Regions from separate parts of the Homo sapiens genome. Here regions 1, 3, 4, 5 and 6 are each linked to region 2. The links are chromatin loops, found by intact Hi-C in ENCODE. Cell type or tissue: A673. All regions are shown on one strand.

What was found. Hi-C counts contacts between places; a loop is a spot of excess contacts. Peaks named below come from ENCODE experiments on the same cell type or tissue, not always from the same donor. Only the 100,000 strongest peaks of a DNase experiment are listed, where the experiment ranks them.
Region 1: it touches region 2 in a loop (6-fold over the local background); 12 of 110 quality-filtered maps call a loop at or near these places.
Region 3: it touches region 2 in a loop (13-fold over the local background); 7 of 110 quality-filtered maps call a loop at or near these places.
Region 4: it touches region 2 in a loop (4-fold over the local background); 21 of 110 quality-filtered maps call a loop at or near these places.
Region 5: it touches region 2 in a loop (5-fold over the local background); 4 of 110 quality-filtered maps call a loop at or near these places.
Region 6: it touches region 2 in a loop (5-fold over the local background); 4 of 110 quality-filtered maps call a loop at or near these places.

Annotation. Positions count from the first base shown.
Region 1 is chr2:4,760,382-4,765,381 of GRCh38, reverse strand. No RefSeq gene overlaps it. Among named protein-coding and RNA genes, the nearest start is that of LINC01249, 110 kb to the right of the region's middle. In A673, a CTCF peak has its summit at 2,076 (motif pointing right); a DNase peak (open chromatin) is centred at 2,141; H3K4me3 peaks cover 353 bases; H3K27ac peaks cover 3,442 bases.
Region 2 is chr2:3,957,132-3,962,131 of GRCh38, reverse strand. LINC01304 (long intergenic non-protein coding RNA 1304) reads left to right here. Exons shown (of 3, transcript NR_037881.1): 2 at 1,576-2,216; 3 at 3,191-4,477. Among named protein-coding and RNA genes, the nearest start is that of LINC01304, 14 kb to the left of the region's middle. In A673, CTCF peaks have their summits at 2,440 and 2,640 (motif pointing left); DNase peaks (open chromatin) are centred at 1,501, 1,821 and 2,501; H3K27ac peaks cover 3,409 bases.
Region 3 is chr2:4,712,598-4,717,597 of GRCh38, reverse strand. No RefSeq gene overlaps it. Among named protein-coding and RNA genes, the nearest start is that of LINC01249, 59 kb to the right of the region's middle. In A673, a CTCF peak has its summit at 2,302; a DNase peak (open chromatin) is centred at 2,357; H3K27ac peaks cover 387 bases.
Region 4 is chr2:5,363,446-5,368,445 of GRCh38, reverse strand. No RefSeq gene overlaps it. Among named protein-coding and RNA genes, the nearest start is that of LINC01248, 330 kb to the left of the region's middle. In A673, CTCF peaks have their summits at 2,175 and 2,378 (motif pointing right); a DNase peak (open chromatin) is centred at 2,405.
Region 5 is chr2:3,726,408-3,731,407 of GRCh38, reverse strand. It overlaps DCDC2C (doublecortin domain containing 2C), which reads right to left. Exons shown (of 11, transcript NM_001287444.2): 3 at 4,329-4,405. Among named protein-coding and RNA genes, the nearest start is that of DCDC2C, 25 kb to the right of the region's middle. RefSeq lists an enhancer at 2,821-3,410. In A673, CTCF peaks have their summits at 2,860 and 3,071 (motif pointing left); DNase peaks (open chromatin) are centred at 2,767 and 3,097.
Region 6 is chr2:5,913,450-5,918,449 of GRCh38, reverse strand. No RefSeq gene overlaps it. Among named protein-coding and RNA genes, the nearest start is that of SILC1, 17 kb to the left of the region's middle. In A673, CTCF peaks have their summits at 2,214 (motif pointing right) and 2,888 (motif pointing right); DNase peaks (open chromatin) are centred at 2,239, 3,199 and 3,319; H3K27ac peaks cover 1,050 bases.

The sequences.
Region 1 (5,000 bases), 800 kb before region 2:
GATTACAGGCGTGAGCCACCGCACCTGGCCCAAAACAACCCTATTTTAATCTAGTCTTAAAAGAAAATAGCTTTTCCAGTGGGCTGTACTTTTGGAGTCAGGCTACTTTGTAGCATTGGATGAGAAAGTTTCAGAGAAATAGCAGAAATAATCAAATCTACAGTTTTTTAGACTACAGTCCTTTAATAGTGAAGATCTTTTTTTTTCTAGCAATTGATAGTGGAAATAAAGTTCATTTTCCATTTCGTTAATATACAGTATTGGCAGACACTGATGATGACCTTTTATTTCTTTAAAAATACTAAAACTAAAATTTCACTTGAAGTAAAAAATTAAAACATAAATCATTGGAACATCTCTATAATAAAACAAAAACAATTTTTTAAAAAATCCCTAAAACTGCTCAACTGCTAGTGTAACTATTAACCTCTCTACTGATGCTAACACAATATCGGCCCTCATTTGGGAAACCTCAGAATTCCAAATGTGAACAAGAGACTTTAATTTTTTTTTAATTTTACTTTAAGTTCTTGTATATGTGTGCTGAACGTTCAGGTTTGTTACATAGGTACACATGTGCCATGGTGGTTTGCTGCACCCATCAACCAGTCATTTAGGTTTTAAGCCCCACATGCATTAGATATTTATTCTAATGCTCTCCCTCCCCTTTCCCCCCACCCCCCAACTGCCCCTGGTGTGTGATGTTCCCCTCCCTGTGTCCATGTGTTCTCATTGTTCAGCTCCCACTTATGAGTGAGAACGTGGTGCTTGATTTTCTGTTCCTGTGTCAGTTTGCTGAGGACGATGGTTTCCAGCTTCATCCATGTCCTACTAAGCATGCTTTTAATTTAAACTAAAATAATAGCTTATTTTGCACATTCTATGTTCCAAATTTTATTAATTTCTTTATAAATTCAATTTTCAAGGTTTCATTCAAGTTGAAAAAAATGTACAAACTATGATCAAGTAGAAGAAATTGAAGTTTTTTCAGAAAATCGCCTACTTTATTCACTCTGTAGGCATACAGCTATCAGGAAATACACATACACTTAAAGACCACTCAAGTTAGAGACTCAAAGGGAAGAATCTTGTGATGTTGCTTTGTGTCATGTCAATGGAGAAAGAGCAGATAATTTTTTCAACTTTTGAGAGCTTGACTAGTCATACGAAATTATATCCAGAAAAATGTGATGCTTGTATGAAAAAATGTTTTTGTTAATGAATCAACTCATGAATAACTCCCTGGAATATGCCAATTCAATTCAGTATTTGTTCTTGCTTACTTGTCAGAGTATGTCCAAATTAAATGTACTCTTACACAAAGTTACACAGAAGATGAAAATAATTCCTTAGGCCAGACATTTTTCAGTTATTTTTTTCTTAAGAGTTTTTATATCTCTATTTACTCTATGTTTGTTAGTGAATATTCATATACATGTCAATCCTCCTGAATAACATCTTTTTATTTTACTACATATCACTCATAGATCTAAAATTTTTATTTAATTACTCTGTTACAGTTTTTGGAAGAGTCTAACCTGAAAGAAACTTTTCTCTAAGACGTCTATACTGAAAAGAACACACATTTAAAATAGCAACAACCAAACAATGAACTTGTGCTATATTTTGCTTAAGTATTAGAAATTAATTACTGACTTTACCTTTTTTAAAACTGTTAACCATCTTTTCCAGTCCTCTTTTCAAAAAAAAACAAAAAAAAAAGATGTATGGTGAAAGTCTAGAACTGAGCTTGTATTTAAGAAAAAAAGTGCGGAATAACAGAAATGTACTGATGCCAAAAGAGAATTTCAAATAACTAAATAGCAAATTAAAATCTAGTGGATTTCAGAAGAGATCTATAGAGTTGCAAAGAATAGCCATAAATAGGCTATTTTGCCATTCTTCGTTTATACAGGACAATATTGAAAACTGCATTTTAAATTTGAACATGCCATTCAAGTGTTCTTTAACTCTCTTATATCATTTTATTTTAAAATGCATATTTTAACTGAGACCAAGTTGGGGATTTGACATTTTATCACTAAGCCCAAAGCAAGAGTCTTTTGCTTGCTCACACTCCATTAGGGGGCGGTCTCCCCTCATGGGACTGCCTGTTAAGTAGCCCGAGTGAGACACAAAGCTCAGAATTCTGGTCTCTGCAATATATCGTCCATGAAACAATTCTTTTATCCTGTTCCCAGATCTCATTATGTTTCACTAGTTGAATAGAGATAAGTCTGGACAATGTTTAAGCTAGATATCGAGGTTGCTTCAGGAACTGCTTGAAGTACATACAGACACATCATTTGTCAGCAAGAGACACCTTTTCTCCTTGAGAAAAAAAGATGAGGGCAGATGAAATATGCTATAAACCAGCTGCACTTGATTAAGTTTTTGCTGGGTGTGTGTGTGTGTGTGGATAGAGAGAGAGGAGAGAGAGAGAAAAAAAAAGAAAGAAGAGAAAGATGAGTTTGCATGCTTGTCAATTTGATTTAAGTTCCTGACTATTTGTTGCCATTAACACACACACACACACACACACACACACACACACACACACACATCATTTCACAATGAGTTACATTGGAGTTTTCAGCTCTGCTATTCTGGCCAAATTCCAAATTAAGTAATTATATTTCCCCAGTTCTAATCCCTTTCCTCGTGTTCACTTAAGTTAAAATCACAGTCTTAACTCATGTCATGCAACTACCCACCTGTTCTTCATTAGACTGTAGCACTAATATACTAACATATTAATTCCAATTTAATATATCCATTGGTGCTTGTAGGAGAGACATGTTGGAGAAACTATATTTATATAAGTATAACCTCAAATGACATATGTTGACATTTTGATCTGTCTGGTTTAATGCTGTTTAAGGAATATGAACAATACCTGATCTTCAGATACTTTGACTTGTGATTGTATCAGAGATTGCTAGAAGCACTCACCAAAATTGAATATCTGTTCTTATTCCTGAACACACAGCTAGGCTACAGTTCTGAGCCTCCCTTGAAGTTAACTGTGCCCACGTGACTATACAATAGATAAAGGTAAACAAAAGTGGTGTATGGTGCTTCTGGACCCAGCTCCTAAGAACTCACCCTACATGCTTATCTACAATTTTATTCCTAAAAAGAATAGAAACTGTCTCATGGTGAACAGGGATGTCCTATCTTGTCCTATCTTGAAGACGCAGAGCTTTACTGCCCTGAGCCCTGCCAACCTGTCAGCTACTCACTGACCACTGATTGTTAAATCCCCAAATGCCTACCCACCCTCACAGGCAGGCCATCTCTGCCTCCATGCTCAGGTTTGCACTCAGAGCCAGCAGTCCCCCTCCTGGGTGGGCCCCTTTGAAGTGGGCTCTGCCCAGTCTCCATCTCTGAGCTCTCTCAAGGCCAAGGCCCATGGTGGCTGCAGTTCCCCACGTTTCACAAGAGGTTGACTTCAGAGGACAACCAGTCAACTGGGGACAGCTAGTTTCAAGGGACGAGATAGACACTGAGAATGTGCATGCTGGTTTGCCAGAAAAAATTTAGGGACACCACCCGCCCCCATCAGAACTATGGAATGAGGATTTGCATACGAGCTGCAGAGGCTTCCTGTGGGGATCAGGTGTGCTCTCCAGAACTCCTCCAGCCCACAGGAGCACACATTGTGTGGGTTGCCCTGTGGGTTCTGGGGTACATGTACAGAACATGCAGGTTTGTTACATAGGTATACACGTGCCATGGTGGTTTGCTGCACCCATCAACCCGTCATCTACATTAGGCATTTCTCCTAATGTTATCCCTCCCCAACTCCCCCTACCCTGCAACAGACCCCGGTGTTTGATGTTCCCCTCCCTCTGTCCATGTGTTCTCATTGTTCAACTTCCACTTTATCAGTGAGAACATGTGGTGTTTGGTTTTCTGTTCTTGTGGTAATTTGTTGAGAATGATGGTTTCCAGCTTCATCCATGTCCCTGCAAAGGACATGAACTCATCCTTTTTTATGGCTGCGTAGTATTCCATGGTGTATATGTGCCACATTTTCTTTATCCTGTCTATCATTGATGGGCATTTAAACACGTGATGCAAAATGCTGCTGAGTAGAACAACTGTTGGGTCACATTTACCACTCTGTTAGACTCTAAAGCTCATCAGAATATGAACTTGAGAGGAGTAAGCAGCTTTAAGCAACAGATTTCTTATCATAACCCTGAAGTTAGCCTTGAAGAGGGGCCTTGGCTGTGAAAAACCATGACCTCAATTTCTTCTCAGCCTTTCAGTCCTAATCATGGAGCTTAGTCATCAGGTGAGTGGCCTAGAGAAGAACCTTTAGAAAGGGGTGGGAAAGGCTCATCCATGGCTAACCCCTCTGCCAAGAAGAGCGAAGACCTCAATAGCTATCAACAGAACCTGGCTGTGTAGACTGCATGTGCCACAGAGCCCTGCAGGGTCCTAATAATCAGTAGAGTAACAAAAATAGGTTTACAATCGTAAATGAACTCTGTAAACAGCAGAGAGCCTCTGGACCCAATGAAAGGCATTCTTGTGAGAAAAATTGATTATTTGCCTCCTCTCCATGGTATTTCACCTCTGGATGTTGATTTCCTCATGTCTCTAATTGTATCAAAAGTGTCTCACCCTGAACATATCCAAAATTGAGCTCAGTATTTCCCCACCAAACAATATATTCTTCCACAGTTTTTTTTTTTTATCAGCTGTTAAAGTGAGAAATACCAGCATTAGATGTGATTTTTTTCTTCTTCCTAACTGTTCATTTCAAATCATTTATCAGGTCCTGAATTTCTCTCAAGATGATCCATTGTTTAGTTTTCTCCAAAATAGCATCTCTAATCTGGCCTGTCATCGCCTCTTACCCAAACTATTGTAGTAGCTTCTGAGGCAGTCTCAAAACATCTCCTTTGCTTCCCTTTCCTTTAACCTACTTACTACGCATCAGTCATAATGAGGTTTTAAAATGTCCACCCATAGAAGACTATATAAAAATT
Region 2 (5,000 bases):
TATTCACAAACACGAGGACAGTATGGAGGAAACCATCCCCATGATTCGATTACCTCCACCTCACCCCCCCTCCTTGACACGTGGGGATTATTACAATTCAAGGTGAGATTTGGGTGGGGACACAGCCAAACCATATCACATACAACGTGCAATAGCCACATCTGGATAAATGGGGCATCTAGAGAAATGCTTTCAGGAACAAAAGAGAAATTGAGTGAAATCCTCCTGTTCTTGCAGCTGATACTCAAGTCTAGTTTTATATGGCTCCAAACGCCTCCACCATGAGCTCAAGGCAGTGAGACTGACTGAAAAACCCTCTCTATTACAGACCACAACATTGAACCCAACATCCCCCTAAGTAGGTGAGTGGTTAAAAGCAAAGGAGTCCCTGGAGGTCCTTGTGTTAAGTGAAATAAGCCAGGCACAGAAAGACAAATATCCCAAGCTCTCACTCAAATGTGGGAACTATAAAAAAAAAAAAAAAAAGGGTGATCTCATGGAGGTCGAGAATAGAATGATGGATACCAGAGGCTGGCAAGGGTGTGTGGGTGGGAGGATGTGTGGGTGGGATTGAACAGAGACGAGTCAATGGGTGTAAACATACAGTTAGACAAAAGGTGTAAGTTCCATTGTTCAATTCAGAGTGGCTGACTATAGTTAACAACAATGTATATTTCAAAGTAGCTGGAAGAAAGGACTTGAAATGTTCCCAAGTCATAGAAATGATCAGTACTTGGCTGGGCGCCATGGCTCACGCCTGTAATCGCAGCACTTTGGGAGGCCGAGGCGGGCGGATCACGAGGAAGTCAGGAGATCGAGACCATCCTGGCTAACACAGTGAAACCCCATGTCTACTAGAAATACAAAAAATTAGCCGGGCATGGTGGCGGGCACCTGTAGTCCCAGCTACTTGGGAGACTGAGGCAGGAGAATGGCGTGAACAAGGGAGGCGGAGCTTGCAGTGAGCCGAGATCACGCCACTGCACTCCAGCCTGGGCGACAGAGTGAGACTCCGTCTCAAAAATAAAAAATTTAAAAAAAAAAGAAATGATCAGTACTTGAGGTGATGGACACCCCAAATACCTTGACTTGATCATTGCGAATTCTATGCATGTAGCAAAATATCACATATACCCCATAAATACATAAAATATTGTGTATCAATTTTTAAAAAGCAAGGGACTCAGAAATGACCAGGTGTTAGTTGGGTGATTTTGTGTAGGCCATTTAACCTCCATTGGTGCTCCAGCTTTCTCATCTGTAAATTAGGGAAAACTTGGAGCACCTCCTGGGACTGTAGTGAGAATTAAATGAAATTGTGAAAATAAAAGACTGAACACAAGTCCTGCGCAGAGAAAGGATTCAGTTAATGGTAGCCGTCACTCTTCATCAGCCTGGAATGCATTAGATTCAGGAAACATAAGTGCTCATCTTTTTTTCTCCCTTTAAAGTAGAGGATACCAAGATACAGTGAGGAATTAGCACAGCTCCCGCAGGGGAGGTGTGGGCAGGAAAGGAGGGCTGAGAAAGGAGTGGCCAGGGACTGTCTAACTGGATTCCTTCTGTTTCCTGCAGGTTGTACTCACATCATTGGTCTTATGGGGAAATTTTAAGACCTCCCACTTGTAAGGTTTTATAGCCCTCTATGGAATATTGAAGAAAGAGTAAAATGCATCCAAAAAAAAAAAAAAACACTAAACTGGATAAATTCTAAGGCCTCTTCAGGTCTTAAGATGGCCATTTTCTAGGTCCTCTTGCTGCAGCAGTGAAATCCACAAACACGGACAAGTCAGTCAGTTACGTGCCTTTCAGAGAAAACTTCTGACTTAGGAATTCCAGCTATTTGGCCCAACCCATATTAGATTGTGTTATAAAGACATGGTAAATTACATCACGAAGGGAAGAGCAGAGGAAACATAATATTCCTTCAAGACCCATCAGCTCAGATGTTAGCAGAACACCCCTAAGGAGGAAAACAAGAAATTTTGGGTTTGAACTTGGTACTTCCCAGCAGCCCTGGGAGTGGGGTCAGAAGCCCTGCTGGGGGCCAAAGAACTCTGAGGATCAAAGATGTTGAGCATCACCTTAGAGGCCAAAGATCAGAACAGTGGAGGTGGCCTTTGAAGCCCAACCTGTCTTTCACCAGAGAGTGAGAACGGCCTCTATTTCCAGGAAGCTCACTGCAGCAATAATCATGATGCTCTGAGCCTGACAAGGTGAGAATTTACTTTCAGCACCTGCAATAGTTTCCTATTAAAGTTACATATGAAACCCTGCCGTCTTGTACCAACTAATGTTCACACCAGCGTTCCTATTTTCAAGATAAATTGCAAAATAAAAACTCTTGTTTTCGTTAGCAAAAGAAAACTTCTTTAGGAGGATAAAAGGGAGATGAAGAAACAGAAAACACATCAGCTCTCCATCCAGATTACAGAAAGCAGAAAACATCCTGAAGTGAATAACATAGGAATCGCTCTTTTTCCCCCCTGAGATAGCAGGTTACTTATGAGAAACAAGCTTGAAATCTCTGCACCTGGACCAGCTTCCAGAGGCTTTTGTCCTGACCAGGTGAGAGGGGAAAAAAAAAAAAAAAAAAAAAAAAAAAACTGATGGTCGGTCAGTGGGTAAACAGTGACACCCAGTGGTCACTTAGATAACCAGCTGTGCATTCTCCCAATTCAACTATCCACATAGAAAAAAAAATGGTCAAGTAGTATGCATTTTGTTATTCAACAGATATTTACTGAATAACTAGAAGATGCTAGATGTTATTCTATTCATTTTATACCACTCTTCAAATTACGGATGTTTCCCCACCGAAACCGACCCTCACAAAAGAAAAACTATCTGGGGCCTTGGATCCTCTTTCAAAGGCTCAAGGTGAGACCCACGGAGAGGGGTCAGCAAATTCCAAAGGAGATGCAGGGCTTTTCCCAGGGTCACAACCAAATCAAGGCGCCACGTGGCAGCCAAGCACGAGTCTCCAGAGGCTTCTCTCAGCGCTCCCATGGGAAAGGGTTTGTGCATGTTGGGTTCAGGCCACGTGAGCACCGCGGGCGTTGATCGTAGTATTAATACAAGGATAATTGCTCTTCCTGGCTTTCTTTGACTAACCTCCATAACTTGGTTAAGCCATGTTATCTTCTACTTTTATGATGAGTAAATTGTCATTTTCATCATTTCTTTGTAGCTGGCTTTGGGGAAGTAAAGGAAACCAGAGAAGAAGAGGCTGAAAGAATTGGTTTCCACCGTGACCTTTGAACCCTCGGGCGAGTTGTCAGCCTCACTGAGGATGAGTGTACTCCATATCAAGTGAGGTCACTTTACTCGCAAGCTTGTTGTGAGGACTGAATGAAACCTTTTCTTTTTTCTTGGAGTTTCAGAGCAACGTCCCTGAGCCCAGCCCCACACTGGCTTGAGCCCTGTCGTCGGTCAAGACACGGTGCTTTCTCCCCTCCCCTCTGCACTCCAGCTTACTCTGCAGTCAGGAGGTGGCACCACGATCCCCTTTAAGACTTTGCCACTTGGGCCAGCTGCGCCCCTGTGAAATTCCCTGTTTCTATTGCAGGCCACAAGGACGAGCTGAGAAATGGCTTCCAGTCACCATCTAGATTAGAAAGCCTATATTTCAAATATAGATATATCAATTATGCCTGTAAAAAGACATTAAATCCCACAGGGCTGTAATTCCTAGACTCTACGAATTTCATCTTGCACCAAATTTTATTATTTCATTTATAATTCGGATTCTTCAAATCTAAGAGTGCCTGGCTCAAAATTAAAATACCTACAACTATGCCAAAACTGGACTCTTTAATTGCCTTACTGGAACCAGTAGCTGATTCAAAGCAAAACGAAACAAAATTCCTCCTTTCTCTGATTTAGTGAATCAATGATCTAACTGAACTCATTTTTGGACTGAGTTTGCGGCACTTGCAGCCCTGAGGGACACATTCCCCCACCACACTGAGCCTGCACTCCCATCAATGCAAATGAACATTTTGCTTATTCAGATTGGGGGGGTGAAGGAAGTCACAAAAGGGTTAATACATATGGCATTTCATTGTAATATGTACTCACTACTAACTAAATTAAAAGAGATGTGAGTTATTAAAAACTCCATCTTAAGAAAGTAACAGAAATCAGAGTTCAGATTCGTTGTTACTGAGTTTCCAACCAACACCTGTGAGTTAAACCTACGGCCACCCTGAAAACGGTTCATATTTTCAAAAGCTTCATCGAAGATGAGCTGCACTAAAGATTCATATTACATATCATGCTGCAATAAGAAAATCAAATAAGGCCTTTCCATATTCAATAATAAAGTTTAAAGAAAAGTAATATTTGTTTAGCCAGTTAGCCAGAAATTAGATGTATCAGAATACATCATTCTTTGAGCATTTTAGAAAAATCAGGGTATTTCTACATTGTGTTTTTCTTTGTAAGCCCTCAAAAAATATAGAGAATATTCTTGAAATTATAGTGTTTGTCTTCTGGAACAAAAAATACTAATCAAGGAAATCTACAAATTTAATGGTTTATTGAGTTTCCACAGGAAACACTGTGTGAGGAGGCTGAGGCTTAGAAGTTCAAAAACTAAAAGGATTGTTATGATTTCGATAATAATATCTTATGTCTGCACAACATCTGAACTCAGTTCTTTCCTGAGGTTCTCTCATTCTTCAAGCAGCCTCTGAGGTAGGCAGGAGCGATAATATCGGTTCCATTTTACAGTTAGGAAAACAGAGGCTCACAGAGTCCCAAGGCTTAGCGGGAACGTCCGCCCTGCTCTCTGGGTTCTGAAGAACACAGTCGTGAAGGATGTAAGCCATTTCACATTTTAAGACGAAACAGATAACTTGTGCTAAATGCATGTCCCAGCCCTGCCCTGAGGGCAGGTGGGCACCCGGTGGCCTGCAGGGCTGACAATTGTGAGAGGGAAGCAAGCTGGGGAGGCTCCCTGGAGAGCTGGTGCAGAGCCTGGAGGACAAGGAAGATGT
Region 3 (5,000 bases), 760 kb before region 2:
CTTTTTGAAGTCTTTGACTTGTAATCTATTTTATCTGATATAACTATAGCTACACTTAGTCTTCATTGGTTTCCATTTTCATGATTTTTTTGTCACTTCACTTTAGTTTATGTGTCTTTATAGATGAAGTGGGTTTATTGTAGGTAGCATATAGTTGGCTCTTGTCTCCATTCAGCTACTCAATGTCTTTTAACTGAATAATTTAGTCCATTTACATTTAGTGTTATTATAGATAAATGATAACACAATGCCATTTTGTTGCTTCTTTGCTGATTGCTGTAAATCTTTTCTACTTTCTTAGTGTTTTCCTTTGTGGTTATGTTATTTTAGTATGTTTTAATATGTTGCTTTTTATTTTCAGTGTATCTATTTTAGGTTTCTGCATTGTGGTTACCATGAGGCTTACAGAAAACATTTTATACCAATAACAAGTTATTTTTAAAAGATGATGTATTAGTCAGGGTTCCCGAGAGGGACAGAATTAATAGAATAGTTATATATATAAAGGGGAGTTTATTAAGTATTAACTCACTTGATCACAAGTTTCCACAATAGGCCATCTGCAGACTGAGGAGTAAGGAGAGCCAGCCTGAGTTCGAAAACTGAAGAACTTGGAGTCTGATGTTAGAGGGCAGGAACCATCCAGCATGGGAGAAAGATGTAGGCTGGAAGGTTAGGCCAGTCTCTCTTTTCACATTTTTCTGCCTGCTTATATTCTAGTCATGTTGGCAGCCGATTAGATTGTGCCCACCCAAAGTAAGGGTGGGTCCGCCTTTGCCTGCCCACTGACTCAAATGCTAATCTCCTTTGGCAACACCCTCACAGACACACTCAGGATCAATACCTTATATCCTCCAATTCAATCAAGTTGACACTCAGTATTAACCATCACAGATGATAAATTATCTAAGATCAAAAGAAAAGCAATAAAAACAAATTAAAAACTTAAAAATATAAACCTCTACCCTTTAACTGCATCCCCCACACTTTAAGCTTTAGGTTTCTCAGTTTACTTATTTATATTGATTATCTCTTATCAGGTTGCTATAGCTGTTACTTTTATAGATTTGTTTTCCAGACTTTATCCTAGAGTTATGAACAGACTTCACACCACCATTACAATATTAGAGTTTTCTGGGTTTGTCTATGTATGTACATTTACCAATGAATTTTATATCTTTGGATATTTTGTTTCTGCCTGTTTTGTTTGTTTGTTTGTTTTTCTTGATGAAGAACTTCCTTTAGTATTTATTGTAAGAAAAGTCTGGTCATGGTGAATTATCACATTTGTTGTTGTTGTTGTTTGAAAAGACTTTATCTCTCTTTTATGTTTGAAGAATGGCTTTGCTGACCACAATATACTTTGATGGTAGTTTCTTTCTTTTAGAACTTCAAATATGTCTTCCTACTGTCTCTTGGTCTGTATGGTTTTATTTTGTAAAGCTGAGGCTAGATAAACTGGAGCTTCTTTGAGTGTTATTTGTTTCTTTTCCCTGCTGCTTTTATGTTCCTCTCTTTGTCCTTGACTTTCAAGAGTTTGATTATTATATGCCTTGAGGGTAGTGTTCTTAGGGTTGAATCTTTTTAGTGTTCTCTGACCTCCCTGCACATATATACTTAGATCTTTCTCTCATTTTGGAAAGTTTACTATTATTATTTCTCTATATAAGATTTCTAACCCTTGCTTTTGCTCAAGTACCTCTTGAAGACTAATAATATTTAGATTTATTTTTTATGAGGTAATTTTTATATCTTGTAGGTTATCTTCATTCTTTTCCATTCTTTTGTTCTTTTTCCTCTCTGTTTCTTTTCAAATAGTTTGTCTTTTTGTTCACTAATTCTTTCCTCTGCTTGATCCATTCTGCTGTTGAGAGCCTCTAATGAAATTTTTGGTTCAGTAAATGTATTTCTCAGTTCCAAGATCTCTCTTTGATTGTTAAAAATATTTCAATCTCTTTCTCAATTTTCTCAGATACATTTCTGAACTACTTATCTGTGTTATCTTGGAGATCACTGAGTTTCCTTAAAACTGCTATTTTGAATTCTTGCTCAGAGAGCTCACATATCATTATCTTCTTAGTTTCAGTCATCTGTTCCCTGCTTTGTCTGAGGTGGTCATGGTTCTCTGTTTGCTGTTGTTTCCTGTGAGTATACTTCTATATATTTCATTGAAGTATCAATTTTTTATTCTAGTCTTCTTTGTCCACCTGGTCTTTGGTTTGGATTGGATGTATTTGTTGAGAGATTCCCTGTAATTTACCAGTTAATTTTTCCCCCATTAGGTTCTTGCCTTCTTTTCAGCACTAGGTGGTGTCTTATTCCCAGGTTTGTCTTGTCTCTAGTCAATCATCAGAGAGCTGACTGTTATTGGGTCCCCGAAGGGATATCCTGGAAGGATAGGAAGCTGGAGATTTGTGCTCAGCGGAGCTGTGGAACATTTCTCCTGCAGTGTGATGCTATTAAAAAGTCACTCTAATTTGGCCTCTCCTTTTACTGAGTTAGAGAACAAACTTTTCAGGAGTGGGAATGGTAGTTCTGTCTTTCCCCTTTGTCTGTTCCTGTCCTCAGAGATGTTTTCCCCTTCAGGCACTCACAATACCTTTGGTGCATTGAGGCAGAGACAGGTCTCCTGCTAGGAAATCCAAGATTCTGGGGAAGCTGGTTGTCCACCTCAATCTTACATTTCCAGTGTAAAAATCATGACTTGGTGGGTGAGAGTTTTCTCACACTTGATGCAGGGAAAATCAGGGAGGAGGGCATTGCAGACAGGGAAGTCCTATATTCTTTTAATCTACTCAGAATATTTAACTTCTTTGTGGTCCTGGGAACTGTCTCATCCTCATGTAACTTCTGGGATATTTCTGGTGATACTATCAGAGCTGGTTATTTATTTATTTTCTGTGTCAGGGAGTGAAGCCAGCTTGCTTCCATGTTATTAAAACTGGAAATTATGTAAAAATACTTTAAAATGAACACACATAAAAATAAAATATATAATTTATAAAGTGAAATTAAAACAGTACTTAGAGCAACTTCACAATATATGCTCATTGAGAAGACTCAAATCAACTATCTATGCTTCTACCTTAGAAAACTAGGGAAATATTAGCAAAATAAAACTAAGTAATTTAGATGGAAGAAAATAATAGAGATCAGAGAAGAAAAAATAGAGAAAATTAAACAAACCAAAAGCTGATCCTTTGAAAAGAATTATTAAGTTTATAAAACTATAGCAAGAGTAACGAAAAAAGAGAGAGAAAAAAATAAGCAAATTACCAATACAAAAATTAAAAAAGGAAATAACTAGTGTACCTTAAAAATACACTAAAAGAAGCTGTAAAAAAAGTCTATGAATGTGGATTGTACCATGTAGAAGAAATTGACCGATTTCTCAAAAACATAAGTTATCAAAACTTACCCAAGAAAAATTAGATAACCAAAATAGGTTTGTACTACCCTCCAATTATCTAGGCCAAAATTGTCTCAATGGTGAATTCTACCAAATGTTTTAAGAAGAAATAATGTCAATTCTACACAATCTATTTGAAAGATAAGATGAAGAAAACATCCTCAGACATTTTATACTAGTATTACCCTTCTACCGAAACCATACAAAGACAGTACAAGAAAAGAAAAACAATATTGAAATGAATAGACCTTCAATATAAAATTAGGAAATCAATTCTAATTCTAATAATATATAAAGCAAATACTGTACCATGACCAAATGGACTTTATCCTGACAATTCAAAGCTACTTCAATATTTTTAAATCAGTGTACTCTGCCATAAAAACAACTTAAAAAAGAAAAATCACATGATTATATGAATTGGTATAGAAAAAGCACTAAGGAAAGTTCAACATCAAGTCATAAAAACCTATTCTAAGTAGGGATAGAAGAAAACTTCCTCAGCCTGATAAAAGGTATTATACAAAAATCATAGAGCTAATATTATACTTAATATCAAGCTTGAATGCTTTTCCCCTATGTCTAAGAACTAGGCAAGTATTTTCACTCTCACTGCTCCTATTCAGCATTTTAATGAAAATGCTAGGCAATGCAACAAGGCAAGAAAAAATACACAACTGTGAAAAGGAGGATATAAACTTATTCCTATTTAAAGACAACATGACTCTATGTGGAATTTCAACTAACATGTGATGGCGATGAGGAAGAAGAAGAAGGAGGAGGAGGAGAAAAGTAATTCTAGCAAAATTGTAGAATACAATGGAAACATAAATATCAAGTGGATTTCTGTATGTAAACAATGAACGATGGAGATAAAAAACAGCATTTTAAAAATAGCTTCAAAATACAACATTCTTAGAAATTTGACATCATAAAACATATAAAGAATGTGCATGTTAAAAACTGGACAAACTGCTGGCTAAATATGTCAATTAAGACCTAAATAAATGAAAATACATACTGTGTGAATTAGAAGACTCAATACTGGAAAGCTGCCAATTTTATAGACATTTCGAAGTCCTTTAATTATTAAATGTTACTGTAAATAACACTGATTTCAGATTCATTTTCTATCTTGTAGTTGACAAAAACCTGGCCTAACTTAGCAGTAGAATTATTTTTAAATTCAGTAACTTCACCAGTAGAAGCTTTAGTATTGATTATTATTTGTCAAAATTTTCTGAGACATGATATATTCTTTTGTTTTCAGATATGGGTATTATTTTACTTCAGAAATTATTTTCTGTGTTATATGTCTATACAGATTTCTCTTTAAAATTTGCTGTGCATCTCTTTCAGAATGGAAGTATGTATATAGTAAGTATTATTTATCTGTATTTTATAACTACCATCTTATTTCAACAACTTTAACTCCTTTTTTTATTTTATTTCCTTTGGTTATTTTGTGCATCTCCAGCATTTCACTCTTTTCCATTTTAATCCTAACTTTTAACACAAAAATATATTTAATTCAGGAAAAAAATTTTTTTTTGATTCAATTGTCTGCTCACTCTTCATTTACTTTTGTTGT
Region 4 (5,000 bases), 1.4 Mb before region 2:
TCTTTTTTAGCAGAGGGGTTTGCAGATCACACAGAGACATGGAAACATCACCAACGACAGGACACGTATAGCAGGTTGCTCAGAAGTCTCCAGAAGACCTGTGAGGGAAAAGGAAAAGTTAAATAGGGCACCAATCACTGTACCAACTGAAGAAGGGCAGGTGTGCTTAATGCGTTTACTGGGCAGTTCTGATTCCCATCCCAGGACGGGTGCAGTGGATGCCCAGAGCTCCCTCTTCAAAGCCTCCTCAGGGCTTCAAGAGTCTCCTGCATAGAGGGCCTGGTTTGAGCACTGCAAAATCTTTAATGTAGGCCTCTTTTGTTTCTGCTCTTTTCCTTCCCACTTTCATTATATTCCTTCATGAAATGCTCCTAAGTAATATTTTGAAATAATCCAGATATTTAATTTCCTCAAAAGTACTTTTAGTGATGTCTTCCATTACTTCTCTGAGCTCTTAATTAAAAATGCTGTCAAACACCTATTCCTTGAACACTACCACATTCTCATATGTTCATATTAACAAGAAGATACTTTGTCAAAGAATATAATAAAATTACAGATTTAAAGAAAATCTTCAGCATCCTATTCAATTGAATCCTGCTTGCTGTATCCCACATTCAGTTTTTAAAGGAAATATACCATTGCATTTCAGACACATAACTTTTTTGAGAACATGGAATATAGACTCTATAACAAAGTGCATGCTTCCCTTAGCACAAACTTCTGGTTGTACTCTTTACTTTTTCTCTTGCAGTAAAATAAAAACTGTCCAAAGCTTAGCAGAGTTAAAGCAAACTAACTTGAAACACATTTCACGATAAGTGATAGACCAGGCTCTTTCCCTCTCTCAAATCCTAGCCCCAGGGTTTCTTAGAATTCAGTTGATTGTTTCTTTGGGGAGGAGGATCCCTCCACATTCCTCCTGAAGCTTTTGGACTCTCCCTTTTAATCCTTTCTCAGGTGGTTCAAGTCACAAAGACGCCCTCTGCCTAAGAGCAAGCTCCCTCTTGCCCCAGCGAGACGCCTCCTGACAGTGCCTGACGGCTTCGCTTCAGGTGCTGGGGCTGAAGTGGCCTTCAAATTTCACAGGGCCCTTTGGGTTCCTAGTGCTCTGCTGGTACCTTCTGTGCCCCGATCTTGTGTCTAGAAAAGGCCATCTTTGCCGGGTGCGGTGGCTCACGCCTGTAATCCCAGCACTTTGGGAGGCCGAGGCAGGTGGATCACGAGGTCAGGAGATCGAGACCATCCTGGCTAACACGGTGAAACCCCGTTTCTACTAAAAATACAAAAAATTAGCCGGGCGTGGTGGCGGGCGCCTGTAGTCCCAGCTACTCGGGAGGCTGAGGCAGGAGAATGGCGTGAACCCGGGAGGCGGAGCCTGCAGTGAGCCGAGATCGCGCCACCGCACTCCAGCCTGGGCAACAGAGCGAGACTCCGTCTCAAAAAAAAAACAAAAAACAAAAAACAAAAAACAAAAAAAAAAAAAGAGAGAGAGAGAGAAAAGAAAAGGCCATCTTTGTGAGAAAAAGACCCTATCCTTTCAGTGAGTTTCTTTAAACGGCCCACGTTTGAGCTGCTCTTCTCCAAGTGCTAAAGCCACGGCACATTCTCTTCTCTGTCGTGGAGGACGCGGATTCTGCAGCATCCTTCACAGAGATAAATAAAAAAATGCGGGTTGTAGATCCTCAGAGGAACTTACGCGAATTTTTTAAAAAGAAAATAAAACCAGGATAGATCCAGCAGGGAACCCAGGTGTTATCATTTCAGGGGTGCAAACACTTCGTCCACGCTCTATCTTACTGTGTGACCTCAGGGAATGCCTCATATCCTGTCTGGGCCTTGGTGTTTTCACCTATAGACTAGGCCAGGTAAAGGAGAAATTCCTACACCATTTTATAGTCTGCAAATGGAATTGGCCTGTAAAAATATCACACAGTCCCCTTTCCTGGCGGATGATGATGAAGAGCTGAATTCTATCACTCCATCAGTGGGATGTGATGTAGGGTCTCTGAACCAAAGAGCCGGTGCAGCGGTGCCTCGGGGGCGGTTCTGTGCAACTGGAAGAACTTTAGGGTGATCTCTCTTCCTCCTCCCTCAATCTCTGTGTCGAAAAGCCCCACAGAGTTTGCTGGTTTTTCATGCCAATGAGCCAATACATTACATTGCATAGAATTTCCATTAATAGTCTGTAGTTTTCATTTTGGAGACCAAAAATGTCAGATTTAGGAGAATTCCTATCTGGTCCTGTTGTATAATTTGCATCTACAGAGATAAGTATGAATGTGAGGCGATTTAAACGTGTCTACCGAGCGCAGGGTAGGAAATCACTTCCTTCTTTCACAACGCTCACGTCCAAAACTGCCCGTGTCAGTCCACCAGGGGGCGCTGCCTCACCGAAAGGGGAGGGCGGTGCGGCTCCCATCACTTGACTGACGCCAGCCCAATGGAAGGCGTGGGCCCCAGGCCACCAGAGCTTTCTCCAGGGGCGTCGTGTTAGCTATGGCAGGAGAATAACATTTTTGAAAAGTGCAAATACAACATTTTGATTTAAAAATGATTGTCTATGAATACATAATTTTCATAGCTATAGTAATAGCAAATTATAGCAAATCCATTATAATAGCATTCTGATACATATCAAGTTTCATTAAGTTAAAAAAGAAGTCTGGAAAACAGGGAAATATCTGCCTAAAATATAGTTGTCCATCTTGAAAATGTTCTGTCAGCTCTTTCTCCAGTAAAGTCCATCAAAAGTAACAGAGCCGGTGGACAGTGCATAGGAATCCCGGCTTTTTTAATCTTAATGATGACATTTGGTTGTGTCTGTGAAAGAGAACACAGCTAGATTTAATGCCATTCTCAGGCCTGCAGATTCCAAGTTTGAAATCATAAAAATACCATGATTTCCCATAATTTTAATGTATGACAAAATATTTACATGATACAAAGAAAAACAGGAATAATCTACATGGCTTGTGGGTTGGAACAATCAGAACATCTGGATATGAAATGGCTGGAAGAGAAAACCATTTTCAAAAGCATACAAATGAGCAATATATTCCGTACACTCCAACTTGTTCTGAACTTAAACAGTATCAAAAGTATGGTTTCCCTTTTGGCAAATCTTGTAGACAGTTAAAATAAACATCTAAGTACTATTCAAAAAAAGCTAATTTGTTTGTTACTTTGAAACACAAGTTTTTTCAGGTGTACTCTGTACTTCTTTCTCATACCAAATGACTTAAGCTGGGCTCATGTTTAACTTCAAAGAATTTAATAGAAAATCTAAACTTTGTCTTATTAGGATACCACAGAGAACTTATTTTAGAAAGTTTGGACACGTAGAAGTTTGTTTTTAATTTTAGTGTCCAACTAATATAAAACCAAGGCACTGTTTTTGAAAGTATTAAAAATAAGCATCATGAAAAATATAGGCAGTCTATCTTTCTTTTTTCCCACAACTTCTGTGACCCAGACATATTACCTTTGCCATCCTGCACAGTTACCTGAGATTCCTTTCTTCTTGTCTTTTTACTCACCCTGGATGCTTATATTTGTGTGTGTGTGTGTGTGCGTGTGTGTGTGTGTGTGTGTCTATGGGTGTAGGTGCATAAGGAAAAGATCACATAGCAAAGAAAAAGTAGACTTGGATTTATTTCTAGAATTGGCTTAAAACCTGGATCTTTATTTTCCTAATGTAAAAGAATTAGACCTAGTGGTCTGCAATAGTCCTTCCAAAACTCAAACTCACTGGGTCTATGAAAATTAATGTTGTATAATCGCGTGACCACTCCCTTGTTCCCTAGAGATATGGTGGCATGCGGTACCAGCAGTAGGCTAGCTCTGGAACATAGAAGTTGCCTGGTAAGTATGTGTTTGTTGAATGAATCACCACCATTGGGTCTCTAAGCTCTAATATTATTATCGCCTGGGGGCAGTCCTTATCTCTCTCTGTCTCTCCTGCCTATATTAAATCATGTTTCAAAATAACAATGCTCTTCCCTTGTTGCCTCTGTGGTGCAGGAGCTCTTAAACTTTAATAATTCTTGCTTTCCACCACCATATTTTTCTAAAAAATGTAAAATGTATATACACTGAAATCAAGAATTTGTTCTGGTAGATCCTGAAAAGAAGGTAGCATGGGTTAGTGAATAGATTGAGAGTCAAGAGAGGGGTCAGGTAAACACAAACGTGCTGACCCTCCACAGCAACACACACCTGACAATAGAGACTCCATGTTTCAGCAGAGATTTGCTGCTGGAAAAGAAGACATTATTCTCGGTCATTTGTTCCTGGCCATTTTCCTTATTTCCTTAAAAATATATCTTTAAATAATAAAAAGAAAAAGCAAGTGTGATCACAGAGATGAGTAGACCCTGTCAAATTGTTTCTGTGCAGAAAACACCTAGTAGCTAAGGAGCTATATGAACATCACATGCTTAAATGGGTACTTATTAATTTGTCATGCCCTAGGACAGAATTTTTAGATAATCCGAAATATACAATGCATACCATACCTAAAGAGGGGTTTTAATCCCATTCAGAATCATTCTTGCCCCATCCATTTAAGAAATAAACTTTACAAAATTTGGCCATTTAAAAAAATGCGCAGGGGCCGGGTGTGGTGCCTCCCGACTGTAATCTCAGCACTTTGGGAGGCCGAGGTGGGCAGATCACCTGAGGTAAGGAGTTTGAGACCAGGCTGGCCAACATGGTGAGACCCTGTCTCTACTAAAAATACAACAACAACAACAACAAAATTAGCCGGTTGTGGTGGTGCACGCCTGTAATTTCAGCTACTCAGGAGGCTGAGGCAGGAGAATCACTTGAAGCCAGGACGTGGAGATTGCAGTGAGCCAAGATCATGCCACTGCACTGCAGCCTGGGTGACAAAGTGAGACTCCATCTCAAAAATACAAAAACAAAAACAAAATACACAGACCTGTCTTGGTATTTTTCCATATAGATTGAGAATAGAGCAGAATTTGGCCTCAGAATGC
Region 5 (5,000 bases), 230 kb after region 2:
CTTCCAGCCAGTGGATGGGCTCCTGTCACGTGGCCAGTGCTGACCTTCAAATGGCTAAATGTGACAAACTTCGCAAAGGAGACTCAGAAACGTGAGTGCTGCCCCAGCTGCTGGTCCTGAGACTTGTGGACCAAGCATTAGTGGATGGGAAGCCGTCTTAAGTGGGTTCTGGAAGGACCTGCTGCCTGGAGCCAGCCTGGTAGGGTGGTCTGTCCCTCCCACTGCACCCTCGCCTATGGTGACGGATACACTATAAGGTTACAAAGGGGATCAGCAAAGCTAGCCCCCCAAGAACTGGAAGATTCTGTCTCCCACTTAGGACAAGCTGCTGCATCATTAGCTCCAGAAGTGTCAGAACTTTGTAAATGACTCCACAAAATGGACTAGCCTCAGACTGCTGACTGGAAACCAGGGAGGTGTTCGTGCACGAGTCAGTCCTCAGTGCCACCTGTTTGTAGACGACACTCGAGAGGAAATTTGTCAAGAGACAGTCACAGCAAAGGCTCACACCCAAGACATAGCTTGTTGGAGGCCAAAAGAGTGAGGGCCGTGATCAACTCAGTATACCACTGGAGGCTATATGAGTAAGCAGCAAACTTTCTCATAAATGCAGAATGTTGGCAAACTGACAAACTGCACACGCCACCCAGAAGGACTGCTGAGGGCAGTCACGACCCAGGCGCAAGTGTTTCTTGTGATTAGGCATAATTGAAGCCTGTTAGTAATAATATGAACCTGTGATCAATTAAGCAGCTGACCAGTCGTTATCTCCTTCTCCCTGCTCATTCTACCCAATAAATAGGAAGGGCTGTGGAAGCTCGGGGGGCGGGGGCTGCCTTTGCTCACTAGAAGCAGGGGGCTCTCTTCTTCCCCTGGTCCTTTCCTTAAAACAGTTCCTTTTGTTTTTTGTTATTATTTCTACATTCATCCCTTTGTTCTGTCGTAATGATGGTCTCAAGCAGTAACAGTAGTAACTGTAGCAGTGGCAATCCGACACAATAGCTAACACAGCTTACAACCTCCAGAAAAGCACTGACTTGCATCTCCCTTTAAATAATTTCCTCCACTTACTGGATGGTTTAGGGAGCTCCTTAAGGGACTCGGTTTCTTTATTTTTTTTTAAGAGATGGGGTCTCATTATGTTGCCCAGGATTATCTCAAACTCCTGGGCTCCAGTGATCCTTCTGCCTCAGTCTCCCAAAGTGCCATGATTACAGGCTTGAGCGACTGTGCCTGGCCTCTGGCTTCTTTGTATCCATCCCGATGGTCACGCTTTCATCTCCTGATGCATACCACCCTCGTGGGAGGGTTGTGCTCCTCGGCTGTCTCTCAGCTCCTCCTGAATGCACAGCAGCTGGAAGCAACGGCTGGACCCTTCTCCTCAAGTCCCCCTTATGACAGGTGGTGGTTGTTCTACAAGGAATAGATCTGCTTGTCTTCATGAACAAGAGGAGGGACTGAGTTTCACAGAACTCTGGCCTATGACAACTCTGTCCCAACTCCTGCGCTGAGATACAACCAAACTCTAGCATGCGTCCAGCAGCATCAAGCCACAGCCATAGGATGACCCTAGCCCCGCCACTAAACACCCACCTGAGAAAACCCAGGGCTGCCAGGAACATTTACTGTTCATCCAGCCAACACCTGAGATAGGCCCCTGACCTCTCCTTCTTAGAGCATTGACAAATATGCAGCTCTTGCCATGCAGACACGTTTCCCACACCTAAGATCCTTCCCTTGAACTGCAAGCATCAGGCAGGACAGGGCCTGTCTCCCAGTCTCTGGCGGAGGACAGAATCCTAACTTCCAGAACTGCCAGCTTGCAGACCAGCTGCCTGGCCACCTTCACTGACCAACTCTTTGTACTTTTCCACTTCTCTGATTCTCCTGAGGCCCCACTTGCTCCCATCTCATTCCCCCTTTAAAACGCCCAAATCACTTCCACACAAATCAGAGTGGAACTCAGCTCCTTCCCCAACTCTCAGTAGTTACTAAATAAAATCTGTTTTTGCCGCTTTCACTAATGTCCAGCTGTGTCTATCTTCGACGTCAGTCTCGCAATGAGGGCCAGGACCAATGGCCCCTTCTTCTCCAGTTCTGCCTGGCACAAACGTGCCTCCTCCCCACAGAGGAGCCCTGGGGTGGGCTCTTCTCTTCCCACTCTCCCTCTGGTCTCAGGCTCCCTGTAAAGGGCAGGGAGTCCCCAAGTAAAACCACTCCAGGGCCCAGACAACTTTTGCCAGCTCACTTCTAAATAAACGACAAAAGATCTTTTAAACGCTTTTTCTCCCAAGGCTCATTCACTGACTCAGGGTGTTTTCCACGCCAGTATAAGTGGAATGAGTGAGTGAATCCCTTCCTAAGTGACAAGGGACATCAGAGAGAACACTGGGCAAGAGAAGTGACCTCAGGCCACACGGCTCAATCAGTGCCAGAACCAGGGCTTCAATCTGAGCCTCAACCTCCAAATCAGTGACTTCCAACCCATGCACTCACCACCAGCTCAATCCCCCGGTGACCCCATCAGGGGAGCCCCGGGCTCTCTCTCCAGCATCTGGCTGCTGCAGAACACAGCTCAACAAGCCATTCACTCCCTCGCCAACTCTCCTCTTCACCAGAAAGGGTCACACCCCGCCTTTCTCTCCTGAGCATCTAAGCCTCTGAAAGCCGTCATAACTACTGTTTATGTGTTTTTATAGCGACAAGGACTCCGAGGAACACGATCAGGTTTATTTGTGGTAGGAAGGACTCTGCACTCACATGGATATTTGGGTCCATCTAGTGGAAATTCCAACACACCAAGACAAAGGATGGGCAAATGCTGCAAGACTGTGTTGGTTTCTCATTGAAAAAAATAATCATGTCTGTCCAGTGAGTGAGGATCATTGATGGCCTGGGTCACGCACATAAAATGTGGCTTTAAGGATGGCGTTTTTGTCAAGAAGGACCCACAAACCAACGACGTTCCCTGAGGTTGCTGTATGTTCTGCGGGAAAGACATCACTAACAAAATTCAGAAATACTGTGTCTTATTATTTCAAAACAGCTCTTAGGTACATGAAAAGTGGTGTGGAAAGATCTGTGTATTTAGGTGGCCCCCTTGTGGAAGCTTAAAGTATTTTAAAGAAATGGTCACAGATTTTCAGGAAAAGCGCAAGGGGCCAAGTTTGGCGAATTCTCGGCCACATTTCCTTCCTCTTTCTCGTTCCCAGCCTGAGGATCTGTCGGGTGAATCAGGCAGTTTCCAGCCTCATGAGCCTCCAAGCCCTTGCCTCTCGGGACTGCGAGGGGACGTGGTAGAGGTGACTCTGGCTCACACAAGGCTGGGACCCCCACATGAAGAGCTCAGCATTCTCTGGAAACTCGCTAAAATTCCTTCCATTTAGACTAGAACATGGTAAAATGGAAAGATATCCATGTCAGGGCTTTTAATCACTAAAATGCTAGAACATCCCAATAAAAGGACAGGGGGAAGAGCTGCCATTCAGAGAACTGCTACGCTGTGACAAGCCCTGGGGGGCTGGCTGCAAACATTCCTGAAGCTAACCCTCACCACAGTGTGCTGCATATTCTCAGCCCTGTTTTCCACAATGGGAGACATCCTCAGCCTCAGAGCGAAGCAGCAGGCACAGGTCCCAAGCTGATAAGACGAAAAGCCGGGATGTAAACCAACGTTTCGTTCAAGTCAAGTGTGTGTCTTTTCCCAACCCCAAAAACATAATGCAGGTGGATGCACACAGTGCTCACAACTATCCCCAGTGCCTCCCACTGAGCACCTCGGTGCCTGGCACTGCCAGCGGCATCCCAGGGCAGCGGCCAGTGAGGCTCTAATGCACTCCGTTCCTGTAGCAACACCTGACTTGGATGTGCTGTAGCCCATGAGGGCCTTTTGGTAGCAAGAGGTCAAGGGGCGGGGGAAACAGCTTTTAAATTTCCCTTCAACATGCTGCAGCTGCAACTGCTACATTAAAAAAAAAATCAAAACAAAGCTTCAGAGCCTAAAACTAAGCTGTGTGTATGATGCTCTTATCTTCATATCCCCAGGTGAACTGTTCTGCAAACAACGGCATGGTGATTGGATTGCTTTTCTTTTCCAAAATCAGGGTTCAAGAGGAGAAAGAAAAGGTAGCACATGAACAGCTGAATCAGAGAGAAGGTGGTCTAGGAAAAAGAAATCACCTGTCAGGAAGTGAGAGCACAAGAGAGCAGGGGGAGGGGAGGGGAGGAGGGACAGAAAGGGGGCTGAGGGGCATTTGTCAGGATAGAAAGTATTGTTTTTAGGGAGTTATGGCACAGTTTGATTTTTTCACCCATAATATTATACTCACTTTATATGTCGAGATATACGATGATATGTTTGCCACTTGGAAGGCACATTTATATCACAATGCACCACTGGTTTGATCTGAAAAAGGAAAAAACACACCTGGGAATTCAGTTCAAATTAGCCAACACTCATCAAACTCAACAGTGTGCACAGCACTGCCCTAAAACATAAGAAAGGGGGGGAACCCCTTTGTCAATAGAACACCCAGGGGCGGGTCCAGGAAGGATGCAGAGAGAGGCAGACCAGGTGCTGGGGGAGGAGAAGATGCCAGCAAGTGCAGCGCGAGGGGGTCTGGGGCTGAGGGCTCTGCGCTGCACATGGAGGGAAGTGCAGGGTGCGGGGGCTGGGCTGACGGGCAAAGGTGGCACCAAAGGTTGTGTGTCCATGCTAGGGAGGCTCCCCATGGTCCCCAAGAAGCATGCGTCAATGGCCTACTATGCCGAGGAGCTTTGCTGGCCAAGTTATGGGGCCCCAAGAATGGACATGTCACTTCTGATTTCATTACAAGACTCCAACCAGAATGTCCTGGCCAGGAGGCGGGAGCCCCTCCGCCTTCTCTCCTGTTTGCTGTGAATGCAGCCTGAGAGGCCGGGCCAACCACTATGGCCTGGTGACAGCTTCAGTCTCAGGTCCACTGCAGATAAGACACAAAGGGGGAAAAGAACTACTGAGA
Region 6 (5,000 bases), 2.0 Mb before region 2:
GTTTCCTCAGTTTTCCTTTTTAATTTTTTGATCACTGTCTTATTAGCCTCAAGTCTATTGCCTCAGTCAGTGAACAATTGCTGCTGATTGTTTTCAACAAATGCCCAGGAAATAAAGCTGTTTGCAAAAAGTGAGCTCTGAGTAAGGTCAAATAAAGACAAGCCTTGGGAGTGGGGCCCTTTAGGTTGCTGCCAAATAGGCCAGATTTTTACAGTTCCTTGGAGATGGGCTTTGAGAAGCTTCAAATTCATTCTATCCCCATCTTCATTGGTTCTCTTGGGCTGCTATTTTTCATGGCTACTATACTTTCTCACCATGCTGAAATGATTCAGGTTTCAAGATTGCTTGTTTTCAAGACTACCTCAGAGCTAACGAAAAGAGTATGAAATTAGGGCAATTTAAAACTACATAAGCTCAGTGTTCTTATCAAAATCGGTCCTGGATCCTAGATAATCATCCTCCTAGGGAATTATCCATCTTGATGTCTGCTTCTCTTCTGGAAACCTGCTATGAGAACACCTCTCCCTTTGCCCGGCCCCACCTTATGAGAATCTGTGACACTGAACTAGGAGGGCCATTAGGGTGGCTTCTAGCCAGCTGCCTCGAACTCATGCTATATGTCTCAAGGAAGCTATGACACATAAGTGCTGAGAAAGTCTGGAAATTGTGGTCAGCATATGTGCCCTATTGATGGCAGGAGACAGCTATCTTTGTAAAAGGTAGCATATGGCAAGAGACAATAACATGCAGTGATGGCACCCAGACTCTGCACATTCCTACCAAACAGGGCTCTTTGCAATCCAAACACCAGGTCATTCTAGGATTGGATATAAGAACCCAGTGTAGCATGTATAGGTAAGCTGTGCAATATAAATAGTTTGGCTAATATATTAGTTCATTCTCACACTGCTATAAAGACACTACCCAAGACTGGGTAATTTATAAAGAAAAGAGGTTTAATTGACTCACAGTTTCACATGGCTGGGGAGGCCTCAGGAAGCTTATAATCATGACAGAAGGAGAAGCAGGCATGTCCTACATGGCAGCAGGTGAGAGAAGTGAAGTGTGAGCACAGGAAATACTGCCATTTTTAAAACCATCAGGTCTCATGAGACTCACTCACTATCACAAGAACAGCGTGGGGGAAACCGCCCCCATAATCCAGTCACCACAAATCAGGTCCCTTCCTTGACACATGGGAATTACAACTCAAGATGAGATTTGGGTGGGGACACAGAGCTAAACCGTATCAGCTAATGTAGGGACCTTACAGGTAAATAAACTGAGGGCTAACCAATATGCATATTTCCTCTCATCTATCCCACACCTGCTTGCCGTCTTTCAGTCTGCAAAATGACCTGCCTTCTCACTCTCAAAAGACCATCTCAGCATGATGAGTTGATGATTCTCTATCAATGGCCTCCTTTCCCTCTCATCCATTTCAAAATATTTGTATGTCTTCACTGGTATTTTTCTCCTTGTTTACCTCTCCAGAGGAAACAGAATCTTTCCACTAGACAAAGGCTCACCCCTCCATCGAGGTCCTGAATGCAATCTCTCTTATTTTTCTAACCTTCTAAGCATGTAATAATTCATCCAAACCGGAGGAAAAGGAAGCTATGATGGGAAGGCATAGGGGGCCATCAGGTCTGAACTGAGACTGCACTAGTCCAACCAAACATGCTATCTCCGACATGCCTTAAATCTCTTTCTTTACACCACCTGCCAATCAATAAATATGATGAAAAGATTCCATATTAAAAATGAATGAATAAAAGAACCCTTGATCTCTCTGATTTTCCTCTTTTATTCTTATCACCTCCAAAGTTCTAGGGAAGGCAGTCTATATCTGCTTCCTTCCCACTTCAGTTTGTTGAAATCTCCACCAGGTTCTGGATATCATTCTTGTAAAACTCATCAGTGGTTTAACTTCGGTGGAGCCTCATCCTATTTAATGTTATCCGAAATTTAACCACTGCCTACCTCTTCTTCTTAAAGCTATCTCTTTTCTTGAAATATGAGGAATGATTCTCTCCTGGCTCTCATCTCTCCTGCCTTTCTGCTTCTCGGATTTTGCTGATTCCTTTCTGTGGGGACATGGTTAATATTTGTGGGACTGTCAAACTCCTCATTGCAGCCATGGCTCCTCCAAAAGGTAGGGTTCTCCTTGGGCTTCTGATGCCTTCTCTTTCTGGGTCATTTCCACCAGCAGAGGGACCCCTTGAGGCGAGGGTGCTAATCCTTGTTCTGCAGACTATAAGGAACAGGCAGGGTTGTGTCAATACACTCGTGGGACAAGGGAGCCTGGTGAAAACCCCATGCATATGAGATAGGGGTGTGGCTGAGCAGGAGAAGGAGGACAGACAGCAAGGAGGCGAGTCGGCCTCTCTTCCAGTCCTCAAGTCTGCCCCAGTGCTTGTCCTACTGTGACTTGCCTTGGAGGAGTGAGGCATTGGAGAGGGAAAAGCTTGCATGAGCCAGGCCTGACCCTTGGGCTGCCAGTCTTCATGATACAAACCTGTATGTTTAGGAGACAGAGAGACCAGCAGGGGCAGCAGTATGAGCTGTTTTCATGAGCCCTAGTAAGTTAGAGAGGCCTTAAAATTAAGTCTACAATAAGATGATAGGCCTTCCTACTTAGAAAAAATAAGGATGCCCATCCATGTGAATAGATAGATATTCACAAAGGCAGTGCCCATGCTAACCACAGTACTGGCCGGTGGGAGGATCTCTGTTCTTAGCCTGGTCACACATTTCTCCTAGTGGACTCCAAGTTGGGTCACACAGCCCTATTGTCACTCCCTGGCTACTGAGCACAACTGCTTACAATCCACCCTGTCCCCATCCTGGGTAGCCTGGAAAATCCCTGTAATTATAAACAGGCCCTGTCTCCAAGCCATCCCTCTCCCCAGGGCCCCACCGCAAGGTGGAGACGGTGACTCAGCTTGGCCCCTGCTGGAGCTTATTTCTGTGGGCAGTCCCAGCAGGAAATCATTGGGAGTTGAGGCATTGGGAGGGCCTTCTTAGGGGCTGCTGGGTTCTGGACAGCAGGAGAGGGAGGAGAGTTGCTCGGGAGCTCTCCAAGCTAAATCAATCCTTTCCCTTTCAGCTCAGAGATAAAAACCTGGAGTGCCATTTGAGCGCTCAGCACCCAGGAATGTCCCCACACAGCTGACAGGCATCAGCTTCCATTTAGAATGTGTGAGATTGCTGGCTGCCAGACCCACCCCTGTGGTTTAGTGAATGCCAAGAAAGTCCTGGAAATGAAGGAATTAAATAGCCATAGTCCAAGCATGTATTTCTCACACTGAGAATTACTCAGCACCCTCACATAGCAGATCCGGATATGTGGGTTACAATAATCCCTTATATTTATATAGCACTTTTTAGTTTACAAAGCACTTTCAAGTCCATTAGTGCATGTGATCCTCCAGACGGCCCTATGAAACATCAGGGAAGCTATTATTAGTCTCGCCCCACTCTGCTCCCATAATTCTTTGTACATACCTCCTCTAAAACACTTATCACTTGGTTCTGTAATGACTTGCTTACAGTGTGTTACAGTGAAAAGAACATGGGCTTTGGAATCAAACAGCCTTGAGTGTGAAAGCTGGCTCTGCCATTTACCATCTGCCTGAGCTTAGGTTAGGTACTTCCTCTCTCTAAGTCTTAGTTTTCCTATTTCTAAGAGTGCGGCTAAGAAGCTGATGATCTCCCCTGGTTGTTGTAAGAATTAGAGAATGGAATGCATATGAAAGTACCAAACACTGTCAGAATGCAGTAAGTGCTCACTAAAGATTGGATCTTCTCTTCCCTAGTGACAGTGCGTGACTTAAAGCCTGGCCCCACACTTTATTTATTTTGTGTATCTCCAGAGCTTAGCACAAGATTTGGTAAATGGGCATTATTTAAAAACAAGAAAAAACAAATGCATGAATGAAAGAATCCTATTTTATAAACAAGGAAACAGAAGCCCAAAGTGGCTAAGTGCTCTATCAAGGGTGAAAGTGGAATTTCTGGTACCTTATCTGAAGTCCCCCCTGTTGCAGGTTCTCAACATCTGTTGTCAATCTTCCTATTAGTTAATTAAACTCCTGCCCCAAACACCATCCTTGACTGTTGTCGATGCTTCTGGCTTTTTCCCAATGAGCTCAACTCTTCAAGGAAATGAAAGAGCCTCATTTGCACAGAAAGGCCAGAAAACCCTAGTTGGCCAGCATCCTTTGGGTCTAAGCTATAAGCAGCGCAAATTAGCCCAGCCATTTATATGCAAAATAAGCACCAAGCCTTGAAGATTGTTTGAAAATTGCCTACCTAAGGAGTGTAAGTTAAAAGTTGATTCAAAAACTGTTTGGTTGCATCTAGGAAAGTGAATGCCAAATTGGTCTTTTCAAATTCAAATCTAAGTTAACCTTCAACTTAAAACCTACAGCGCCTCTTCATTATCACTTAGATTCAGGGGCAGAATCTCTTTCCCGGCCTGAGTCCCTAAGTGGACCAGCCTGGCTCCCACATTGCATCTTAGACACTTCATTGCCTCTGCCCGTCAGGATTTCTCCTCCAGCCTACTGGCCTTCCTTTAGATTTTATGATGTCACGTTCTTCCCCTGCATATGTTTGTTTCATCTCTCCGGAAACTCACGTTCCTCCTTCCTTTAGTTAACTCCTGTTCCTCAGATTTTGGCTCAAATATCACTTCCCCTAGACATCGTTCCCTGATTGCCTAATCTAGGCCAAGTTTATTATATGACACATAGGATTTATTTGGATCTTTTATATCACTTTTTTTTTTTTTTTTTTTTTTTTTTTTTGTGAGATGGAGTCTCGCTCTGTCACCAGGCTGGAGTGCAGTGGCGCGATCTTGGCTCCCTGCAATCTCTGACTCCCTCGTTCAAGCAATTCTCCTGCCTCAGCCTCCTGAGTAACTGGGATTACAGGCATGCGCCACCACACCCAGCTAATTTTTATATTTTTAGTAGAAACAGGGTTTCGCCATTTTG